Regions from separate parts of the Homo sapiens genome. Here region 1 is linked to region 2. A link is an interaction called in ENCODE POLR2A ChIA-PET data of the cell type or tissue named here. Cell type or tissue: MCF 10A. All regions are shown on one strand. Region 1 has its middle 120 kb from the start of MIR302CHG. Region 2 overlaps ANK2 (ankyrin 2).

The links. Peaks named below come from ENCODE experiments on the same cell type or tissue, not always from the same donor. Only the 100,000 strongest peaks of a DNase experiment are listed, where the experiment ranks them.
Region 1: POLR2A ChIA-PET joins it to region 2 with 5 read pairs; 2 of 35 experiments call an interaction of 5 or more read pairs at or near these places.

Annotation. Positions count from the first base shown.
Region 1 is chr4:112,768,879-112,773,878 of GRCh38, forward strand. It overlaps a transcript of ANK2 not described here. Among named protein-coding and RNA genes, the nearest start is that of MIR302CHG, 120 kb to the left of the region's middle. In MCF 10A, no CTCF peak of the experiment used is centred here; no DNase peak of the experiment used is centred here.
Region 2 is chr4:113,157,533-113,162,532 of GRCh38, forward strand. The region is part of intron 1 of ANK2 (ankyrin 2); the gene reads left to right. Among named protein-coding and RNA genes, the nearest start is that of MIR8082, 7.8 kb to the left of the region's middle. In MCF 10A, no CTCF peak of the experiment used is centred here; a DNase peak (open chromatin) is centred at 2,799.

The DNA.
Region 1 (5,000 bases), 390 kb before region 2:
TGTTCAAAAAGTATATCAAAAGAGAACCATTTGGGTTCTTATTATTTCAGTTATCTATTGCTACAATAATACTGCCTAACAAATCACCCCCAAAGTTCATTGGCTTAAAATAATAATAATCATTTATTATGACTGACAGCTGGTTTCACTTATGCATTATGAGGTTACATGGCTCCGCTGAACGTGACTGGGCTTTCACATGTTAGGGGACAGCTGGCTATAGACTGGGTTAAGTTGAACTTGGTTGGATAACTGGTTTCTTCTTCATATGTCTCGTACATGCATATGTTTGTCATGTCCCTCCAGCAGGCTAGCCTGGGCATTTTTTCAAGCAATCTTGTGGAATATGCTCATGGTGATCATAGAAAACTAAAAGAGATTGGAAAGACTCAAGAACTTTTTCAAGTTGCTGCTTTCTTCAAGTTTGCCAGTGTCACACTGGCCAAAACATACCACATTGCCCAGCACAGAGTCAGAGTCGGGGAAGACTAAATAGAATTATATAATAGGTTAAAGGGTATACATACTGGAACCCATTTAATTGAGGCCATTAATGCAATCGGTCTACTGTACTTACCGAAGTTAGACTTGGAGTCAACCTTGGTTTCTCTGTTTTTCTTACTTTTTATGAAGTTGGTCATGTCTTCTTCATTCTTCCTCAGAAATAGAATCATTCCTTTCCATCAGTGCCCATCAATGCTGCATAATTCCGAAGAATTTAACCATCACTCTTGTGATAGTTAATTCTATGCTTCAACTGGACTGGGCCAAGGAGTGCCCAGGTTAAACATCGTTTCTGAGTTTGTGAGGGAGTTTCTGGATGAGATTGGCACTTAAATTGGTGGATTAAGTACAGTAGATGGCCCTCCCCAGTGTGGGTAGGTATCATCCAATCCATCCTGAGATTGGAAAAAGGCAGAGGAAGGAGGAATTTCTTCCTTTTTGCTTCCTGCCTACTGCCTGATTGAGCCGGGACATCAGTTGTCTTCTGCCCTTAAGTTGGGATTTACCCCAGTGGCACCCCTGGTTCTCAGGCCTTTGGGCTTGGACTGGAATTTATACCACTGGCTTTCCTGGCTCTCTAGCTTGCAGATGGCAGATAGTGGGGCTTCTCAGCCTTCATAATCACACGATCTAATTATTTCTTACTCAATTTCTTCCTCTTTCTCTTTATATGTATCCTGTCCCACTGGTTCTGTTTATCTGGAGAGCCCTGACTAATACAGCTCTCCTGGATTAGTACAATAGCCTTTGCACTCGTGGGTTCTCTTCTCTCCCCTTATCAAGTTCTACATCGAATCACAATAAAACTGGTTTAGTTTCTGTATGAGCCCTGCAGATCCTCATCAGTTGGTCTCTCCCTTCTCAGGCAGCCCTGACCCACAACTCCGGAGATGTTTAAGCCCTCCCAGGGTGTGCCACAGTGAGGAGCTCCAGGGAATGTGGACAGGCGTGAGCCACTGTGCCTTCCCTTCATTGTTTTGTTTTAAATCACCATTCACTACCTTTACATTTCATTAGTGGTTATCAGATTTATGTGCATTAGGCTGAGTGTGGTGGCACCTGCCTCTAATCCCAGCACTTTGGGAGGCCGATGAGGGTGGATCACCTGATGTCAGGAGTTCAAGACCAGCCTGGCCAACATGGTGAAATCCTGTCTCTACTAAAAATACAAAAATTATCAGAGCATAGAGGCATGTGCCTGTAATCCCAGCTACTTGGGAGGCTGAAGCAAGAGAATCGCTTGAACTTGGGAGGCAGAGGTTGCAGTGAACTGAGATTGTGCTATTGTACTCCAGCCTGGGTGACAGAGCAAGACTCTCTCTCTCTCTCAAAAAAAAAAAAAAAGTGCATTATAATCATCTGGCAGGCTCATTAAAACAGATTTCTGAGGGCCATCCCTAGATTTTATGATTAGGTAGACTGAGGGTGGGGGCCAAGAACTTCATTTCTTACTTTCCCGCCCCATAGTGATACACTGATGCTGATAGTCTTGCGACTGCAGTTTGAAAACTACCTTATTTATGAATACAGTCCTAACTCCTCAGCATAGCAAAGACCTCCATAACTCGACCTTGGGTGTGAAGAACAGGGGATTCTGCCAGGAAGTAGTGACAATGCAGGGAGCACTGTGGGGCAGAAAAAAATCTCTTCCTTCTTCCATTTTGAGTTTGTGGCTGGGGCCCCTGTAACAAAAGAAAGATTAACAAAAGAAAAGCATACACGTTTATTTATTTATTATTTTTTTTTCACGATGGAGTTTCACTCTTGTTGCCCAGGCTGTAGTGCAATGGTGCGATCTTGGCTTACCACGACCTTCGCCTCCCGGGTTCAAGCGAATCTGCTGCCTCAGACTCCCTAGTAGCTGGGATTACAGGCATGCGCCACCACGCTTGGCTAATTTTTGTTTTGTATTTTTAGTAGAGATGGGGTTTCTCCATGTTAGTCAGGCTGGTCTCGAACCCCCGATCTCAGGTGATCTGCCTGCCTCAGCCTCCTAAAGTGCTGGGATTACAGGCGTGAGCCACCACACCCGGCCACATTTATTTAGTATAAGTTTTTGTGACAGGAAGCGTTCATAAGGAAATGAAGACCAAAAGAAATAATTAGAACTGAATGTTTTTATGCTGAGCTTGATGAGGTGTGGAGGTCATGGAGAAATATAATAGGAGGACAAAAGGGCATGATCTAATGGGAATAAGCTGGGGAAACTTTTTTTTTTTTTGAGACAGAGTCTCACTCTTTCGCCCAGGCCGGAGTGCAGTGGCGTGATCTCAGCTCACTGCAAGCTCCGCCTCCCGAGTTCACGCCATTCTCTTGCCTCAGCCTCCTGAGTAGCTGGGACTACAGGTGCCCGCCACCGTGCCCGGCTCATTTTTTGTATTTTTAGTAGAGACAGAGTTTCACTGCGTTAGCCAGGATGGTCTCGATCTCCTGACCTCGTGATCCACCCGCCTTGGCCTCCCAAAGTGCTGAGATTACAGGGGTGAGCCACCGCACCTGGCCTAAACTGGGGAAACTTAACAAGGCTTGTTTGTTCAGATTCCTCTTGGTGTCCTGTGTCTTCAGAGATAAGGAAGCCCCTTTCCTCTGGGTACAGAGTGGGCATCTTTCAGATGGGGCTCTTGGAGCTGCTTCAGGAGAAGGTCAGAAAATCCTTCTCGCATATGCTGCTTCTCAGAGTCCTTCAGCCTCAGGTATTCAATGTGCCAAGGTGTCTATATTAGTCCATTTTCACGCTGCTGATAAAGACATACCCGAGACTGGGTAATTTATAAAGAAAAAGAAGTTTAATGGACTCACATCACAGTTCCTCATGGCTGGGAAGGCCTCACAATCATGGTGGAAGGCAAAAAGTGTGTCTTACATGGTGGCAGACAAGAGAGAATGAGGACCAAGTGAAATAAGTTTCCCTTTATAAAACCATCAGATCTCGTGAGACTTATTTACTACTATGAGAACAGTATGGGAGAAACCGCCCTCATGATTCAATTATCTTCCACCAGGTCCCTCTCACAACACGTGGGAACTATGGGAACTACAACTCAAGATGAGATTTGAGTGGGAACACAGCCAAATCATATCAGTGCCTTATTTTGGAGTAGCATATCCTGAACCCTGTGAGCCCCAACTCAGCCATTCCTTACTGGAGACTCACCTGGGACACATGTGAAAAAAAACCCACACCTGGATTACCCTCCTGAAATCTGACTTAAATGAATATCAAGAAATAGTCTGAAGGGAAAAGAAGGTACTAAAGGCAAATAGCCTCATTAACTAGTATAGCATTACCTAGGAGAAGAAGTGTGTGTTCAAGAGGGGAGTGTTGAGGCCCTTGCTGTTGAGTCCCTTTGGTACCCTCAGCAGGATGGGTTTTGTAAGCAGGTTATGCCTTCAAGTCCATCTTATTAGCTGTTGGTGCAGTTGCTTTCTTCTTCTGCTACATTTGTAAATTAATGAGGTGCTCCATCCTTTCACCTCCACTTAAGGGTAGGAGGTGACGGTACTGGGGAGCGTGTGTTCTGAGGCTGTACAAGAATTATGTGGAAGCTTTGAAAAGACATACAGATTCCTATTGCATATGTACCAACTGAGAACCTCCAGAATGAGAGCTTAGAATCTGTATTTTAATTTAGTTTTATTAATTTTTAAAGTGTGGTTGGATGCGGTGGCTCATACCCGAAATCCCAAAACTTTGGGAGGTCGAGGTGGGCAGATCACTTGAGCCCTGGGGTTCAAGACCAGCCTGGGCAACATGGCAAAACCCCATCTCTAAAAAAATGCAAAAATTAGCCAGGTGTGGTGGTGGATGCCTATAGTCCCAGCTACTGAGGTGGCTGAGGTGGGAGGATCACCTGAGCTCGGGAAGTTGGGGCTGTGGTGAGCCGTGATCGTGCTGCTGAACTCCAGCCTGGATGACGGAGTGAGACCCTGTCTTATTATTAGTTTAAAAAACACAGAAAAATATAAACAAGAACACAAAATTGGCCCATGTTTCCTTTATCTGGATAACCCATGTTGACATAAAAAAGCCAAAAACACGCATGGGTTTGGAAAATTCACATAGCATTGAAGATACAAAACAAAGTAAAAAGTAAAAACTTCTCTCTTCCCACCTACCCTTAGACTCTTTCCTAAAAGATTATTACTACTTTTCTGTGTTTTTACCTAGGTAACATTTGGGAATCCACTTTTTTGGGGAAAATCTCCCCCATTAATTATCATGATTAGTCAGATTTGAGAGTTGCTGCTCTGAGGAAATAGAGAGACACATTCATGCATTCAACTTGTGCCAAGACAGTTAGGCTTCATTAGCCCAGCCTTTATGTGGTAACAGATACAATATGTATTTCCATTCCATCAGTATCCATCCAGTAAATCTTTATCCACCTAAGTAAATTTTATTTTATTTTATTTTATTTTAATTAATTTATTTTTTTGATACTGAGTCTTGCTGTATCGCCTAGGCTGGAGTGCAGTGGCAAGATCTCGGCTTACTG
Region 2 (5,000 bases):
TTAGCAACATTAAAGAAAAGAAATCTTGGTATTCCACAGGTGGCAATGCCACATGGTTCAAACTTTGGGCCCTGCCCCTAACCAAAAAAGGGAATTGAGCATCAAGGGAGATCAGAACATGAGAGTTGAGCCAGGAATGTGACTGCAGTAGCTTCATCCCAGGCAGGAAGCAGCAGCCACTCCTATATGTCGGTCAACAGTGGAAAGGTATTTAGCACCTTTGGGGGAACTTGGGGAAGTAGTAATGAATGGTGGTCTCTATGGTAGGACTTACCAGTTATCAATTTCGGGTCTGCCACTTCTTACCCCAAAGTATACAGATGAATCATTTAACCTTATGAGACCTTGGTTTTCTCATTTGGGAAGCTTAAGAAGATTAAATAAGATTATAAATGTGCTTGGAATATAGTAAAGTTAGCTATTAATATTGTGGTAAAAGGTGTGAGAACAAAATATGTAAGGTGCAAGGTCTCATTCATTCCCTCAAGGAGCTGACAGTCTAGTTGAATAGCCAGAGGGTATACACAAAAGCAAATTGTATATTGTAGAGTCTCTTGAGTAGACAGATGACTTAAAAGAAAAAGCAAGTTTAGATGGCATGTAGCATCCTAATTTGATGTTATGTCAGTCCATGTTGTGTAGGAAAAAATTCAAACATTTCAGTGAGGAATCACTGAAACTGAATAAATACATATGAATCATGTAAAAATGAAGAATTGCCTTGCTTGCTCAATGCACCTTTTAGCAAGTGTTTATCTTAAGACATAGTGAACATCAGTATAAACCCAATCAAAACACATATGAGTAATTCTCTTACTTGAAACCATGATCAGAAGAGATGGCTTTTGGTCAGACCAAATCTTTGTCATGACTACATTATTAGTACAAAGTTAATAGTTATATCTATGAAAAAGATGTTATCAGTGGAGGAAACTCAATTACTAATATATCCTATGATTATCATATGTGAAAAAAAAATAAACCAAATCAAAGTGGAGCATCTCCAGCTGAAGGCAACTCTATCTTGGTGGAATGCCACAGGGTTTTAAGGTAGACCCAGGTTCTCACCACGCTGCACATTATATGCTGGGCTCCCATTTTGAAGGTTGCCAATGAGAAATGGCACAACCTAAACACCTTTTATTTGAAATTCTTAACATCTCGTAGTTTCACAGTCTTGCCCTTTAATTACTGAGACAAGGGTAGCCTGCTACCCTGTTCTTAGTCAGGGTTAGAGATGAGGTATCTATGGTGTTAATTTGGCATTTCAACTAAGTTAAATTTGGTTAATGAACAAGATCTTTCTGGGTACAGTTTACTGCTTTGCCAAAAAAAGTTCTGTTATCTTTTCATATATCCCACAATAATCTAACTCTTCTTTAAGTGATTTTTGAAGTTTATTTTTTGAGTAATTAAAGCTAGCGTAATTTGTATTTATATTAACTGTTGTCAGCTTTACATAAAAAAAGGTAAGGTAATATCCTCCCCAGGGTTCTGTTATCATAGTAATCATCATTATTGGCTGATATATTTTAGGCACTGAATTAGGTTTTGGGTATTCTAAGAATTATAAGGCATGGTTTCCACCTTCAAGTAAATTGAAATTTTGTTCTGGAAGTAGCATATATGACTTCCTCTCTCTCTCTTTCTCTTTCCTTCCACACACACACACACACACACACACACACACACACACACTAGTTTATATTATATTACAGGTAGATATTTGTGTAAAAATGTATATGTAAAATGAAATATATAGACTCCCTATGACTGAAGAGAGATACATTTTATATACATAGTAATTATAAAGAAAACAAACTTTCTCCTTCGTATCTTGGCCAGAATAATTTTGACATACCAATGATCTCTTTTATTTAGAAGGTTAATTAATCTTACTGTAATTACAGGGGATACTGAAATATATTACTGCATGTTTTACATTAAAAAATACTGAGTAGTCAGTAATTGCCCTTTCATGGATAATTTATACAATAATTAAAGCTTATATATTGCTTCACATAAAATCTTTTTCCTCACAGAGAAGAGTAAAATTATAGTTTCTTATTTCTTTATTTTTTTTTTCTTTTTGTTGAGATGGAGTCTCGCTCTGTCACCCAGGCTGGAGTGCAGTGGCACGATCTCGGCTCACTGTAAACTTTGCCTCCCGGGTTCAAGTGATCTCTTGCTTCAGCCTACTGAGTAGCTGGGATTATAGGCACCCACCACCACGCCCGGCTAATTTTTATATATATATATGTATTTTTGTAGTAGAGATGGGGTTTCACTATGTTGGCCAGGCTGGTCTCAAACTCCTGACCTCAGGTGATCTGCCTGCCTCGGCCTCCTAAAGTGCTGGAATTTCAGACGTGAGCCACTGCACCTGGCCTATAGTTTATTTCTAAAAAAAGAGTACTAGTGTTCCTATGTAGTTAATATCAGCAAGAATCTAGTTTCTTTCTGTATTTAATTTATTTAGTAATGTCATAATTGTCATTTATCTGTTAACCTAATTAAAGTTAGAGAATGTCGAGCTGCAGAGCCTGTCTAGTCAAGTGTATTACTAAATTCATTAGTCATCCATGACTTCAGCTGTATGATAGTAATGATACAGACACACTTTACTCATTAACCCTTAGAAAGAGTTCAGCATTGTTTGATTTTATTGTGGATATTTGATAGAATTATAAAGGAAACTTAAAAAAATTAATAAATAGAGACAGGGTCTCACTATGTTGTCAAGGCTGGTCTCAAACTCCTGGAGCTCAAGTGATCCTCTTGCTTCAGCCTCTCAAAGTGCTAGGATTACAGGCATGAGTCACCACATCCAGCGGGTAAAGGAAACTTTGAAAAACAAATGTAATCTTAGGCAATGAGTTTCAGGTGAATTAATAAGAGCAGATATAAATTTTGCTAATCAAGGTTTGAAACCAAGTGTTAAAATTTAGTAAGTCTGCAAAAAATTTACTTGATCCCCCAAATTTTCACTAGTTTAATTCATATCGACCAATGCTGCTTGACATTCCTATTGGCCAATTTCACCCTGTTGAACATCTTCCCTTATATTGTTTTTCCCTTATATTATATTTCCAGAAATACTTCTCCATCTATTCTGTGTCAGGTACTGTGCTGGACAGTGGAAATAAAAATGAATAAGTCATGGACTATTTCTACCTTGGAGGGCCAGGCCAACTGGGGATATAGACACGTAAACAGATGAATTTGGACCCCACTTGAGCCATGCACAACATCTAGCACAGTGCTATGCTTCTGACTCATTGTCAACACATATTTATAAACGATTGAATGTTCAGGGTGTTGGGGACCCCGGAATAAATGGACTTGGTCAAACTTGAGGGTAGATTTAAGGCAGGGTTCTGAAGAAGCTATCCTTGCCTCTGGGAAATAGACTCACAGGGCCCACTTAATACAAATTCCTGTAGAAGTCAAATAATAAAAGACAACTAGTAAAGAATTCTTCATTGTTCCTTAAGCCTGGCTTAAGTCTGACTTTTCTTTTAAAAGAAGATCTTGGGCATCTGGGCTAAAGTTTAGTTCCATGAGATGAATTAGCTAACCTTGCTTTTGTTTTTAGTTGTGTTTAAATCAGGAATTTCCTTACTTTTCAAAATTCGCTCTAGAGTTGATGCCAGTACTCTTACACCAACAAATCAAGAATTTGTTTTGAAAGCTGCCTCAGAAGACGTTCAGATATTCTTTGAAATACAGTAATAACTACGTGGATTTTTGTTGACAGAGTTCCAACAGAAGAATTTTGCAATATAAGCTAAGTTTTTTTTAAAAGGCAGTGCAAGCTACAAATACTTGATTTGCTCATCTTTTTTCTACTCCATGTGGTATGTACTATAATTAATCAAACACCTACATTTTCAGCCAATGCTATCTTTTACATTTTAGTGTAAAATTATGTAAGTGCTATACCTTGCATAGAATTCAAATTGAATAGCCCAAACATTCCTGACAATTACAGTTCATAGCACAATGGTAAATTTAGAAAGTTACAGCAGGTCACATCCAATGAGGATAAAGTGGCCTCTCAGTTGTGCCCTGGTCTTATGGGAAAAATAAGAAAATGTCAGCTGCATGATATTAGTATTCTGAGCTCATGAGAAAACTCCTGTACAAAATTTTGTTTTAGTCTCGTGTGTGTGTGTGTGTGTGTGTGTGTGTGTGTGTGTGTGCATGTGCATGTATGCGCTGCAATTCCTTATTTTATTCTCACTGCCTGGTATTTCATTAAATATGTTGATGGGTCAGCATTATTCCCTTCCAGGGGCATTACAAGAGGCCCTTCCTTATTCCTAGGACATTCATGAGCAGAGAAATGGGAAGGAGTGAAGCGAAATCCAGTGTCTACAGAAAAACTGGGCCATCTCCCAGAGGTCACTCTATGGCCTCTATCTTTAGTCCATGCCCGTCTCTTGGACTTTTTAGCCTTGCATTTTTAATTCCCTACTCTACAGTGACAGCACTTCAAGTTCAATCCGGTCAAAACCAAACTGTGTTCTTCTCTCCAATTTTAGGGTATTCTGTTCCCCTAAATTATTGATCTTTATTGAAAGTGTCACTTATTACACGCAAAAGCTAGAAGTCTCCAACTTTTCCCTAGTTTCTCCTTTTCCATAAACTTTCAGAGTCAATTTCCCCCAAGTTTTACAGCTTTTTTTTTTCTATATATGACTAATACTTTGTTTTCACATGTCCCTGATGACACTGCTTATCCTCATCACATGCTAGAGTGGTAATTTTAAAATGGACATTCTGATCTTGCCTTTTCCTGTCTTTTACTTATGGTGTAACACTCAATCTCCCTATTAGGACATACAAAACATTAATGGTCTGGGCCCTACTTTACTTTTAGAGTTTTACTTCTTTCCTGTTTCCAATATGATCTTTATAACTCCTTATACTGAATTTATAGTTTTCTCTATACTGTGTTCTTTCGTGCCCCTATGACATTGCACTTGCTATTCCCTGGG